2 separate regions of the Homo sapiens genome follow, and region 1 is linked to region 2. Evidence: chromatin contacts called from ENCODE Hi-C or POLR2A ChIA-PET data. All regions are on one chromosome and are shown on one strand. Each heading gives the region's core, a stretch centred on a gene start or an enhancer-like site at or near the end of the contact. The rest is flanking DNA. Distances are from core to core; before and after follow the strand shown.

Region 1 (6,966 bases), core at 439-2,938, 470 kb after region 2:
AGGGGAGAGAGATCCCAGTCCTGGCTCGGGTCCTCTCTGGGGCCATACCCCAGGAGCAGCTCGCGGAGCCTGTCCCCGCTGACTCCCACCGGCTCCCGCCTCGCCCGGCAGCCCAGGCCCCGCGACCCCTCCCCCTAGGACCTCCCAGCCTGGCCATCCGAGATGACCTTTGCCCCTTCCCCACAGAAGCCCAGACCTCTGACCCTTATTAAAAACAAACCAAACAAAATCTGGAGAGAAAAAAAATTCTCCACAAACACCTGAGAGATGATCGCGTGTCCCCGGCGCACGTACACACACACACGAGCACACACACCCCAGCCTCAGACACGCGAGGCCGCCTCCACATAAACACGCTGCTGGAGGGCGGGTTTTGTTTATGAAACGTCCAGGTTTCTCTCAACTTTGGGACGGGTGTGGACTGTTTCAGAGTTTTCTGCGGGATGAGGGAGCCTGCGGGCGGCAAGGATGTATTTTCTGCTTTGTGCTCTTTGCTGGTTCAATCCGGGGAGGGGGATACGTGAACAAAAGGACCAGGAAACCCAGGAAGGGGGCCCCGGGGCAGCACCCCCACCCCCAGGGGAGGTCGGGCTCCGGGAGGGCAGCCCCGGGGCCTGGGAAGCCCGGACTGGGCCTGAGCTCCGGAGGGCAGGGCTGCTAGCCCGTGTCCCCTCCGCGTCCCCGCGCTGGGCCCAGGGTCTGTCGCTTCGAAAACGTCTGGGACCGCTGGGCCGGGGTTCCTGCCCCCTCCTCTCCTGGCCTACAGCGCCTGGAAACCAAGGAATCCGCCCGGAACAATGGCAGGGCGGCTTTCCAAAGGCAAACAAGGAACGATTTGGCTTTTCCTTCCCCCGGCCCCCGAACCACCACCTAAGCGGGCGGCAGGGGCAGGTCTGGGGGTCCAGGTGGCCCCGGCGCGGCGACGGGACACACCCGCGACGCCCTCGTGGGCCAGGCCCCGCTGCGCATGCGCGGGTTGGGGCGCAGGCGGCCGCGGCCGCCCGCGCAGCCTCGCTCTGGCCCGGTCTCCGTGGCAACGGGCTGGGGGGAGGGGCCGGGCGGCGCGGGCCGCGGTGGCTGCTATTTCTGCCGCTTCCTGTTCCTCGTGGCCACGTCGCCATGGCAACGGTGTTACTCACCGCGGCCGCTTCCCGGCTCGGCTGGCGCGCGTGACCCCGGCCGCTCGCGCCCCCTCGTCTCTCACTTGCTGTGTTTTCCCCTCTTCCCCCGGGCGTCCTCCTCCTGCACCCCGGGTCCCCCAAGCAGCGCGCCCCGGTGCCCCCCACCCTTCCCCCTCCTCCCCGGTGCCCACGGCCCGGGACGAGGGGGAGGGAGATTGATGGGGGACGCTTATTAAAAAACATTGTAACCGTTTCCGTTTTTATTACGTTGACAAGGGAGCGTTATTTACTGTTATTGTTTGCCGAGCGGGCCGCGCCGGAGCTCGGGCGGCCCCCCGGGAGCTCACCTTCAGGCCGCGGCGGGCGGGGGCCGGGGCGGGGGGCAGGGCGAGAGCAGGGGGCGTCGGGCGGCCGCGCACCCCGGGGCCCTGCTCCTCGCCCCTTCCCCCGCCACCCCGTCCGGGCCCCGCGGCGGGGCGCGTTGGCGCGGGGAGGGACTGCAGAGGCCCGGTGACTCGCGTTGAAGGAGAAAGGCAACAAAAAATAAAAAAGGAACAGATGACTTCATTCTCGGGAAGGCTCCGTCCTACACGGACCAATTTCCTGGGGACTGTGGTGGAACAGCCCTGCTGCCGTTGGAAGCACTTAAAACTAAACCAGATAAAGACCAGAACATTCTGGGCCCTGCTGAACCAAGCCAGGGCAGGCTGCCGGGGCATGCAATTTCTGGCCACATGGGGAGGTGGGTGGCCTCCCTCCACCCTCAAAGGGCGCCTGGCTTCCAGTGTCCCAAGATTGCGGGTCCTGTGGGGAGGTGTCCACCGGGATCAGATGGGCCTGAAGGACGCCCCCAAGCCCCTGCTGGGATGTTAATGTCATCCTGCTAATTAAAGTTTGTGATTCTGTTCCTAACTCAGCTCCCCACTCTTGGACATTATCAGCTCAAATGCATACAGTTGCTGCTCTGGACAGGGAAGCCAGAGGAAAAAGCCTCTGCAGTGCACACCATACCATGGGTTCAGAAAAACAAATGTTGGCCGGGCACGGCCCGCCTGTAATCCCAGCACTTCGGGAGGCCGAGGCAGGAGGATCACTTGAGGCCAGGAGTTTGAAACCAGCCTAGTCAACATGGCAAAACCCAGTCTCTACTAAAAATACAAAAATTAGGCGTGGTGGTGCACGCCTGTAATCCCCGCTACTAGGGAGGCTGAGGCATGAGAATCACTTGAACCTGGGAGGTAGAGGTTGCAGTGAGCCAAGATCATGCCACTGCACTCCATCCTGGGCAACAGAGCAAGACTCCATCTCAAAAAATAAAAATAAAAAAGTGTTTACACTTACAAGCAACTCCTAGTGAACAACCCAGGTTTTGGAAACAACTTTCAGAGACCCCTTTAGCCTGTTTCATGTTTTCTTTTTCTTTTTCTCTTCCAAGGACATGCGGTTAGCCTTTGGTCACGGAGACCTTTGCCCTTTCAAGATAAAGTGATCTTCAGCTCTCTTCCCAGCACCAGCCGCTCTCAGCTGCACAGCCCTCCCTGAATGTGTGAACCAAAGTCACTGGTTCCAAGAAGAAAGAGCATCCTCCATCCCCACCCCACCCCCACCCCCACCCCACCCCACTCCCACCCCATCCCACCCCAGCGCTTGTGGAGTGTAAGACAGAGGTTCCCAGCCCTGAGATACGGACAGGCATCGGGCAGGCCTATACCTCCCTCCACGCCGAGTCACCAGCACTCACCCCACAGGCTGACCGTCCACGCAGAGCTGGTGGTGGGTTCAGAGGGTTTAGCTGATGCGAGAGTCGGAGCCCTGGGCAAAGTTTGTGACAAAATGACAGTAGACACCCAGTGTTGCAGAACCCCAGATCTGGGAGGACTTCGGAGATTACCCAGACCAACTACCCCCACTTCTTGTTTTACAGTTGGGCAAACTGAGGCCTGGAGAGGGGAAGGAGATGGGGCTAAGATGCGCCACCAGCTGGTGATAGAGCCTAGATGGGACCGTGGCGCTGTGCCTTCCATTCAGGTGCTGGTTGCCCCACTCTTTCATCTGTGGAATTATCTGTATGATCAGAAGTTTGGGGCTGGGGGCAGGACAACTGTCAGTCAGGGGCCACTGTCGCCAGAGTGCTAGGGTTCAAATCCTTCCTTCTCAGCGAAGCCTTGGGCCAGCGAGTTCTTCTCTCCAAGACTTGGCCTCTTTATGTGTTAAGTAATGGGGGTAATAACTGACCCTGGGCCGGGCGTGGTGGCTCACGCCTGTAATCCCAGCACTTTAGGAGGATGAGGAGGGCGGATCACTTGAGGCCAGGAGTTCAGGACCAGCCGAGTCAGCATGGTGAAAACCCATCTCTCCTAAAAATACAAAAATTAGCTGGGCGTGGTGGCGGGCACCTGTAATTCCAGCTACTTGGGAGGCTGAGGGAAGAGAATCACTTGGACCTGGGAGGCAGAGGTTGAAATGAGCAGAGATTGCGTCACTGCACTCCAGTCTGGGTGACAGAAAGAGACTCCGTCAAATAAATAAATAAATAAATAAATAACAGAGCCTGCTCTGAGTTTGTCTTAAGGAAGAAAGGCCATGACGCAGGTGAGGGCCCTGGACTGACCTGGTACTTTCTAGAACTTAACTGATGCAACCATGGCGATGCTGGTGGTGGTGGTGGTTGTAGTGGGTTAAATGGTGCACCCCCCAACCAAATATGTCCACACCCTAATCCCTGGAACCTGTGAATGTGACGTTATTTGGAAAAAAGGGTCTTTGTTGATGTCATTAAGTTATGGATCTTGGGAGGAGGTCACCCTCGATGACCTAAGTGGGGCCTAAATGTCATCACAAGTGCCTACGGAAGAGGAGAAGCTGTGTGTAGACGTAGGCAGAGGGTGGAGTGATGCAGCCACGAGCCAAGGAGCACCTAGAGCTGCCAGAAACTGGAAGCAGCAGGAAGGGTCCTCCCCGAGCCTGCTGAAGACCTTTGGCCTTCAGAACAGCAAGAGAATCATCTGTGTTGTTGTAAGCCACCAGGTTTGTAGTGATGTGTTCCTCAGCCGTAAGGAAGGAAACAAATACAGGAGTGTTGAGGTTGAGGATGAGGATAGGGTGATGATAATGATGGTGGTTGTGATGTTGATGGTGGTGATGGTGATGGTGGCTGTGATGTTGATGGTGGTGGTGATGCTGATGGTGGTGGTGATGGTGATGGTGGTGGTGGTGATGGTGGTGATGCTGATGGTGGTGGCGGTGGTGATGGTGATGTTGGTGGTGGTGATGCTGATGACGGTGGTGATGCTGATGGTGGTTGTGATGTTGGTGGTGATGCTGATGGTGGTGGTGGTGGTGGTGGTGATGCTGATGGTGGTTGTGATGGTGATGGTGGTGGTGGTGTTGATGGTGGTGGTGATGCTGATGGTGGTGGTGATGTTGATGGTGGTGGTGATGTTGATGGTGGTTGTGATGCTGATGGTGGTGGTTGTGATGTTGATGGTGGTGGTGATGCTGATGGTGGTTATATTCTCCTGCTAGAGCCGTCTGACGGTTCCAGAGGCCCGAGGTCCACAGTAAGGGCGTGGGCAGGACCATGCTGCCTCTGAAGGCCCCGGGGAAGCCTCCGTCCCAGGCTTCTCTCCAGCTTCTGGCAGCCTTGGCGTGTGGCTGTGTCACTCCTGTCCTCCGGTCCTCCCATCCTTCTGCCCTTCATCTTGACGTCATCTTCATTCTGCCATGTCTGTTCACCTTTCCCCTTTTTATAGGAACCTCACTCTTATTGGATTAGGGCTCCCCAACGACCTCACCTTAACCTGGTTACCTCTGTAAAGACCACACAAAGCCGCATTCTGAGGGACTGGAGTTAGGACTTGAGCCTATCTTTTTTTTTTTTTTTTTTTTTTTTAAGACGGAGTTTTGCTCTTGTTGCGCAGGCTGAAGTGCATTGGCGCAGTCTCGGCTCACTGCAACCTCCGCTTCCTGGATACAGGCAATTCTCATGCCTCAGTCTCCCAAGTAGCTGGGATTACAGGCACCCGCCAACATGCCCAACTAATTTTTTGTATTTTTAGTAGAGCTGGGGTTTCACCATTTTGGCCAAGCTGGTCTGGAACTCCTGACCTCAGGTGATCTACCCGCCTCGGCCTCCTAAAGTGCTGGGATTACAGGCATGAGCCACCGCGCCTGGCCGAACCTATCTTTCGGGGGGACACAATTTCCCTCACAATAGTGGTGATAATGGAGGTGATGGCAGTTGGTCATGGAGGTGATGATTGTAGTCATGGAGATGACAGTGACCGCCATGGTGATGGTCCTAGGCCTCAGTCCTGGACCCCCAAACCCTGCAGCTGCTCCTTGGGGTGCAGTGGTTAGTTCAGAGGGTCTCTGGGGGTCCAGAGCCTGTTCTCAGCGGTGGAGAGCAGGGTTGGATTGTCAGCTGAAGGAGCAGAGAGGTGAGAAAGAAGATCCCAGGGTGCTATTGCCAAGTTAGTGTCCCTTTTGCACCCTTCTGAAGCTCTGCCAGCCACCAGCGGTAAGATCTGTGCAAGCCCTCTAACCTCTGTCAGCCGCTGGTTGAGACGTGGGGTTGTGGAGGGAGCCCCTCAGCCCCAGGCCTCTGGGAGTCTGGGATGGCACCCGGTGGAGACATGGGAGCTCAGCCGCCTTGGCCAAGAGGGCGTCCATTGGGGTGAGAGGACAGCGAGGCTGGGGGGCAGGTATGGGTGAGAGAGCTCTCCCTGCTTCTCTGCACCTGACTTGTCCCTGTCACGTGCAAGCCCTTGCTATTTTTATACACAGCTAAGTCAGTGCTTGTCTCTGGCCCCACCCCGCTGCCAGAAACCTCCCAGAGGGTAGGGACCATGATCCGAACGTCTTTGAGTTGCCCAGAGCATGACCAGGTCCTGCACAAATGCAGAGTGAACCTGGACTGTTTTTTTCTGGAAGAACAGCAAGTGCCTCCCTTGTCCCTCCATCTGGGCACTACGGAGATAAGACCGGAGAAGCCAGCTGCTTTTGGATGGGATCTTTCTCTGCCAGGCCCTGGGCTACCCAAGGAAGCTGGGCAGAACCGCAAAGTCAGCCTGGCCTGGCCTTTCTTCTGGAGCCCACGGAGCGTGGTAACCATGGCAGCAGGAAGACAGAGCCCGGAGGACAGAAAGCCCACTGGTCTTTGGTCTTTGACGGAAGCCAGGCAGGAGCAGGCCACTGTTTGTTGTTGTTGTTTTTTCTTATTAGACATAATCACATCAACCCTCTCCTCAATCTATCTTCCTCTAGTTTTTGCCGACCAATAATGGTAATAATAGTCATAGTTAGCATTCATTCGTTTGTCCAATCAATATTTATGAGCACAGACTCTTGCCAGGCACTCTTCTATACAACAGGAGACATTGAACAGAAAAGCCAAGTTCGAGCCTTTTCAAGGCTGACATTCTGGGAAAGAAAGACAAAGAACCAGGAAACTAATGCTAGGATCCAGGGAGCAGGGTGAGGGGCTAGAGCAGAGAACAAGAGGGCTGGACTTTGGACAGGGAGGCCAGGGATGTGAGGAGATGCCACTGGAGCTGAGACCTGGGTGGAGGGAGGGATTGAGACCTGTGGGGAGCCCGGAGCAGAGGATCAGGGCTGGAGCAGCAGGTGCCAAGGCCCTGGGGTGGGTGTGCCCAGTGTCCTAACTCTAAGGACACCTGAAGCCAGGAAGCCAGGGAGGGTGAAGGCAGAGGCAAGCCCAGGGTCAGTGTGTGTGTCTGTGTGTGTGTCTCTGTGTGTGTGTGTGTGTGTTGAGGCAAGGCCTCGCTCTTTCACCCAGGCTGGAGCACAGTGCTGCGATCTTGCTCCCTGCAACTTCAACCTCCTG
Region 2 (6,775 bases), core at 268-2,767:
TGCCTGGCACTGGCTGGACATGTGCAGTGGGAGGCCCCGTTTCCACAGCCAGCTTTGAAAATTTCACCCTGGCCTTTTGGGGGAAGATAGGATTGGTTTGTGCCCACACTTCTCTGTGTCCCAAGGGTTTTTTTTTTTTTTTTTTTAGCACTGTTTTAGGAAAACAGTTGTCCAGGAAATGACATATTCGCAGCTACACCAAGTGCAGACCTGGCAGCTCTGCTGATGCCAAGCATCCTCACTTGCGGAGGGCAGGAGGTGAGGGCACCAATATGGGGCCATTGGTAACCTCTAACCACAAGTGCGTGCAGTTGGCTTCAAGGCACCATTGAGAATTGCTGGTTCCCAGTGTGACACAGTGTGGCACAAGGGAACAAGGTGGATCTACTGTTATCCTACCCGAAACCCTCTCCTCTAGGTTGTCAGCAAAAAAGTCCACTTGGGAAGAATATTTCGGGACTGCGCCCAGCCGTCTGTGGGGCGGAGACGGGCTGTCTCCACCTGTGAACCCCCCCATGCCCCACCCGCCCCTGCCGAGCCTTCTCCAAGAGCCGCACCAGCGCTGAGAAGCCTAGAACAGAGCCTGCTGGTTTGGGGCCCCCATTTCCGCGGGTGTGGACATCACAGAGGTCGGGAGCATTGGGGGCGACTAGTTTGTTTTCTGCTGCACTGGGGAAGCCTCTTGAAGTAGGAAGTTCCTGACTCACCGGCTCCGGGGAGGCCACAAGCCTGTGGGGCCGGCTCCTCCAGCGGGTCAGGAAATACCGGCCCGCCCCACGCCCTCCACCCGCCCTGGGCACGCCCGGGCCTGGGAGGCGGCTCCTCCGTCCGCAGAGGTGGTGGGGACCCCTGGCGGGAGCAGACGGCAGAGCGCAGCAGTGGAGGGAGCAAGAAGGGCCCCCTGCGATGAGGAACGAGATGGCGGTGGACAGAGGCAGGATTCGGTCGTGCCCCCAGCTTTTTTTAAATTGAAGCGAAAGACTCAGAAATCGTGAAATGTATGGGACAGCCTGGAAGCTCCACTTTGAACTGCTGCTGCCAGAGAAGGATGGTGGGAAAGAGCCACCATCCAGACGGGTTCCCTGGCTCTGCGCACTCGCCTGGGGGAGGCCTCCTTTTCCCTGGTCCTAAAACGCTTTCCCGATAGGGGAGGCAGGGATCTGTGTTGCCAGCGCCCTCTGAGACCCGGGATGAGCGTGTGAAGGCTGCCAGCAGGCACGTGGCAGCCCCTTGGTGTGTCAGCTGCTTCTCCAGGGTCCCACTGAGTGCCCATTCGGCCTTGACTTGAGCACTCCTGCCTCCCGTTAGACCTCCAGATGGTATAGTGACCTCCGCCGGGGACATCTCCGGACCACAAAAGGTACAGAAGAAGCAGAGGAAGGACCCTATCCTTGTCCTCAGAGCTAAGGGGCCGAAAGCTGTGGGAGGAAACACGGACCCACTGTCCCCGTCGGGGATGGGGAAGGCTCCCTTCCTCCCTGCGGCACCTGCTGGACGGACGTCTCAGCCTAGGACAGGGCCGCATCCCTTCAGTCCGCACAGCCCCTGGCTGCCACGCTGTGCCGAGCCCTGCCCTTGAGAACCTGTTTCCAGTTCCAGCTCTCCACAGGCCCCCTCATCTAGGCTGGTCCCGGGTCAAATCGAAGGAAGGAATGGAGGCTGCACCCTGAGAAACCCTGGGACACCCTTCCAGAACATACATTGCCTAGGCTGTCTACTGCTCCTAGCTTTCCCCAAAGGCGTGTGTTTCTTCTGCGCCCAGCTCACCCTTGCTCCGTCCAGGTAGCAGGTGTCTCTCTGTGTAGGTGAAGTTGCAGAAGGGACGAGCCAGAGGGGGCTGTGATTCCGAAACCTCTGCTCACTTCCCCCAAGGCTCTCTGGGGCTCAAAATTAGGTAGCATTAAGACCCTCAGGATAATTTATGTTTGCACTGAATTTAAAACAGAACAAAGGTAGGAACTACACTTTTTGGGTGGCTGCGCCTTGCAAATGTATTCGGATGCAGGTTTGTGAGCAGCGCCATGGCCGACAGAACCACAGGCAGGCGGCAGGTCTCCTGCAGCCTCCCCCACGGTGCAGGGGCGCCTTTCCGGCTCCTCTAAGAAGCGCTGCTGAAGCCACGCCCTGGCTTAGCGCGGAGGAGGAGCCACCGTGGGGCACCGTGGGGAGCGAGGCCTGAGCCCCGCCTCCCCAGTCACCGAGCACTTCCTGTCCCTGCTCAGTAATCAAGCACAGACTTCAGATCTTGGCATCTCAGTCTGAACTCCTTAAAAGCCAGGTATTTTAAAAGAAACGTTTTAAGGCAAATTGGTACCTATTTCCAGCCCACCTTTCTGTAGTGCAAGAACTGTCTCCAAACCTCCTAAATAAATCTTCCAGACAAAACTTTCATTCTCATTTTCCATGTTCAATGTCAATCACGTGGATTGACACATATCTAACCTTCAAATGTAAACAAAGCCAAAAATATTGCTTAGAGATTCCCACATAAAGACAAAGGTTGCTTTTTCCTCTTCCGGGAACGCTGTCTACAGGCACTCAGCATGGCCCAGTTTCCCAAACCGTCATAGGCTTTCCTAGAATACAGCCTCTAACAGCACTAGGCCGGCCCGAACCCCTGGGAAGAGAATCGTTTACCTTTATACCAAGATTGGGAAACTGCCAAAGTCTGCACATGGCATGGGCCTGGGCTGACTCCGAGGGGTTTGTGCTGTGAGACCTAAAGCTCCTATGAGACTGCCCCAAAGCAAAAACATGTCAGCAAGCGGCCAGGCGTGGTGGCTCACGCCTGTAATCCCAGCACTTTGGGAGGCTGAGGCAGAAGGATCACTTGAGCCTAGGAGTTCGAGGCCAGCCTGGGCAACACAGTGAGACCCTGTCTACAAACAAAAAACCCATCAGCAGTGCATCTGGTGCTTCTGTGTGAACGTGTTCCCGACAGGATCAAGTGTGCCTTCCTCATCAAGGAGCAGAAAGTTGCTGGGAAGGTGTTAAGGGCAGGAGCACAGTCAGAAAGCTCAATTTTAAAATGATGTTTTGGCCGGGTGTGGTGGCTCATGCCTGTAATCCCAGCACTTTGGGAGGCTGAGGCAGGCAGATCACAAGGTCATGAGATCGAGACCATCCTAGCTAACACCGTGAAACCCCGTCTCTACTAAAAATAAATAAAATAAAAAATAAAATTAGCCAGGCGTCGTGGCACATGCCTGTAGACCCAGCTACTCCAGAGGCTGAGGCAGGAGAATTGCTTGAACCCCAGGAGGCAGAGGTTGCAGTGAGTTGAGATTATACCACTGCACTCCAGCCTGGGCAACAGAGTGAGACTCTGTCTCAAAAAATAATAATAAAATGAAGCTTTTTTCAGGAAAAAAAAAAAAAAAAAAGGCGGGATGAGGGAACCACATGCAAAGAGCCACCTCTGGGGTCAGGCAAGGTGGCCGACTCCGGAGGGGCCCCAGGCTTTCCATGGAACTGGCAATGTGTCATCTTGGTTCCTTGTCACCGTGTTATCCTTGCATACGCTGAAATGTTTCTGTACGCTCGTATCTGATAGCGGCAGGGAAGCAGAAGCCTAGGGGAGCCAGGGTGACATCATTTTGAGTTCGGCTCCACCTAAAACTAGCAAGGGAGGCTGGGCCCGGTGGCTCACACCTGTAATCCCAGCACTTTGAGAGGCCGAGGTAGGCAGATCGCTTGAGGTCAGGAGTTCGAGACCAGCCTGGCTAACATGGTGAAACCTTGTCTCTCCTAAAAATACAAAACTTATCCAGATGTGGTGACACATGCTTGTAATCCCAGCTACTTGGGAGGCTGAGGCAGGAGAATCGCTTGAACCTGGGAGGCAGAGGTTGCTGTGAGCCGAGATCGTGCCACTGCACCCCAGCCTGAGCAACATAGCGAGACTCCATCTCAAAAAACAAAAAATTAGGCACAGTCCAGGCCAGTCACAACCTAAGATGTTTACGTCTGAGGAAGCAGCTACGTAACGCCTGCGAGGACAAACTCCTACGATGGAGAAGGTTCAGATGCCACACAACAGTGTATGCTTGAAGATGACCACAGTGAGGCTTCGATGTGCTTATGCACTAAGATGCCAAGGATGGCTTTCTTTAAATCAACAGAGCAATCCACTGTGTCAGGCTGTCAGCCCACCTGACAGACACAGCGTAGCTTTTCTATAGCTAAGACCCCTACATAAGAGGAGTTGAAAACAGCGACGGGCATCCCTCCACTTGCTTTCTGAGGACGCTCTACTCTGTACCTGAGCAGCTTTCAGTAAACTCTTCTCAGTGAACTCTGCGACTCACCTTGAGTTTCTTCCTGCATGAGATCCAAGAACCTTCTCTAGGGGTCTGGATCGGAACCCCTTTTTCCTGCAACAATGGGATTTCACAAATAAATGTTGATAAGTTATATATAAAAATCTCAAGTTCTTCTCTCCCCCAAAATGAGACCCAACAAAAAACTCAGACTACTGAACACCAGTATTGCTGAACGCCCAGGGCCAGTGTGCAAAGGGGAGGTAACCCCCTGCTCACGGCCACTCTGGAGCCGCCTGTCTGGGTGGCTGGAGGGAGACTAGCCTGTGGGATGTGCTGGCCTCAATCACTGGCCACATCTGGCCCTACTTCTCTGAGGCTGGGGCTGATTCCAGGAAAGGAGATGCCAATAGGCCTTTATAGCAGCTGGGTCCCCTCTTCTGCTCACCTCCACAGCCTCCAGGTGGTCTCTGGTTTCAGAAAGCCACATGGAAAGCCCCCTCCTGGGCCTGGTGATGTGCAATGTGAGCCCCAGGGCTTGGCGGGCTGTCCGCGTGGCGGAGAGCCTCACCTTCCCTCCAGTAACAGAACTGCAGTGAAGGAGAGACGACTGTGTGGCCGTGGGAACATTTATTCTGTGTTTATTCTGACATTTTGAACACAAACTAGACAGCACAGACATGGGGCCCGATCCCAGCCTGCACAGAAGCCTCTCTGCGTCGCGACAGTGCAGCGTGCGGCCTCTGGCTGCAGCGCCGGCTTTCAGAAGGCTGGGGCCAATGCCAGGGGAACCCCAGGCTCAGCAGGGAGGGAGCAGGATCTGGGACAGAAGATCCGAAAAGTGAGGCCTCAGGGCCTCTGCGGGACCCACCTGCTGGAATTTCCACCACCACCTGCTTCTACAAAGACTGATAGAAACAAAGACGCAGTAGTGTGGGGGGTCTGGTCCCAGAGCCCCTTCCCCACCCACGCCCCGTCTGCTTTGATCCTGATGATGGTCGCACCTCGCCCTGGCGGTTTCTCCAGGGGCTTTGGTGCCTTGCTGTGCTCAGTGGCTCCCTCCACTCAGCATCCAGAGGCTGCTTCCCAGGATCCACCTGAGCGCTGCACCCTGCACAGCCCCCACATCCCTCCAGGTGGGCTCTGCACTGCTGCTGCTGGGAGGAAGGGAAAGTCTGTCTTCTTTAGCATCAGCTCGGGAAGCTGCCTTTGCCTCAAATGGCCAAGCTGTGAGGTATCCCTGTTTCATCATCCGGTTCCCTGGTGGGGGCTCAGCAAATTTCCCATGAAGATGAACTGCTGAACTTCGAGGCAAATTACAGCCAATCCAGGGGGCAGGCTCAGCAGGACGCGGTGTGGGGGACCAGCTGCCTCCAGAAACATCCCCCACTGGCAGAAATCCAACCTCCTCCTGGTGTTCCAATCAGCAATGAGTCCAGAGTCTTCAGTCTGCAGGAGAAGTGCTGAGAGCAGCCCGGGACTTCAGAGCCTTCCTGGTGACGCCCAGGAGATGCAGAGGTGCGGCGGGACCACCAGGGAGGACCTGTGAGCTCCTCACTGGCCAGGGCTTCTGGCTGCGCTCACCGGCCCTGAGCAGCTCCCTCCGAGTCTTCGGGGCTCCGGGCCAATCGCACAGTGGAGACGCCGTGAAGCAGCAGCTACTCCCTGACTCTGGCCCAGGCCGCAGCCTCTGTCTGACAGGGGTAGCATCGGGCTCCAGGGACAAAGCTGGGCCGAGCTAGCAAGAGGACAGTTGTGGGGGACACAACGATGACAGTGACTGGCAGAGGCACTGCCAGGACAAAGACCCAAATTAACGTCACAGAGTCTTGGTCGTTTCAACAAGCCTGAAGTGCATATATTTTCTAGTTGCAGCGTTACTGCAAACCAAACCAACTTTTCTGCCTCTTTACACGGCGGGGTTCTGCAGCAGCCCGGCCTCTCTTCTGGGCACAAACACGCCTTCCGCGGGGTGGGGCACATGGGGCTGTGGGGACACGGGCACTCAGCAGTGGGGCCGGGCCATGTCCAGGGCCCTCCCACATCCTCCAGGAAGGTGCTTTCAGGGACCTGCTCTTTGGATGTTCAAAAGGACATGTGAGGGTCTCTGGAGAGTGAGGAGAGGACCCAGAGTGCCATGGAGGGACCAGCCGGGGCGACTTACAGACTAGCCCAGCAGATCACACGGCCCGCGTCTCGGCTTCGATCTTCTGCTCCCCGTGCAGGTTCTCTGGGCCCAGCGGCTGCGCCACACTCTGGCGGATGGCAATCTCGGGGCCACCTCCATACAGGCTGTTCAGGTAGGTCCAGGTCTCCTCCGAAATCTGCCCGTAGTCAGCTCCTGCAGGGCACGAGAGGCACCCCTAGGCTCACCTTTGCCTCCTCAAGGAAGCCACCGGCCTGGGCAGTGGGGGCTCCGCAGGGCCAGGCCCCGAAGCGGGAAGACGGCAACCAGGGCTTCTATGCAAAGCTGTCAGATGGAAATCAGGATTTCCCAGAGGAATGTCCATCCCGCT

The links. Hi-C counts contacts between places; a loop is a spot of excess contacts on that map. ChIA-PET counts read pairs that join two places held with the same protein, here RNA polymerase II (POLR2A). Pooled maps may share reads with other maps.
Region 1: a map of naive thymus-derived CD4-positive, alpha-beta T cell shows a loop between it and region 2 (10-fold over the local background). The contact joins two enhancer-like sites. A Hi-C loop is called at or near these places in 1 of 168 maps with a recorded cell type or tissue (naive thymus-derived CD4-positive, alpha-beta T cell), 1 of 37 single-sample maps with no recorded cell type and 10 of 50 pooled maps. POLR2A ChIA-PET finds 5 or more read pairs at or near these places in 1 of 52 experiments (activated CD4-positive, alpha-beta T cell).

What each region holds. Positions count from the first base shown.
Region 1 is chr9:129,407,918-129,414,883 of GRCh38, reverse strand. No RefSeq gene overlaps it. Among named protein-coding and RNA genes, the nearest start is that of LINC01503, 74 kb to the right of the region's middle. RefSeq lists silencers at 581-720, 861-1,070, 1,181-1,350, 1,371-1,450, 6,580-6,874. Within about 2 kb of position 1,688, at least 41 of the 41 ENCODE cell types and tissues checked have a DNase peak (open chromatin) inside an H3K27ac peak, as active enhancers do.
Region 2 is chr9:129,879,938-129,886,712 of GRCh38, reverse strand. It overlaps USP20 (ubiquitin specific peptidase 20), which reads right to left. Exons shown (of 26, transcript NM_001110303.4): 25 at 6,424-6,600; 26 at 4,885-6,246. The coding sequence ends at 6,440. Among named protein-coding and RNA genes, the nearest start is that of MIR6855, 14 kb to the right of the region's middle. RefSeq lists a silencer at 688-937 and enhancers at 1,128-1,177, 1,228-1,909, 1,708-2,017, 2,009-2,303. Within about 2 kb of position 1,517, at least 36 of the 41 ENCODE cell types and tissues checked have a DNase peak (open chromatin) inside an H3K27ac peak, as active enhancers do.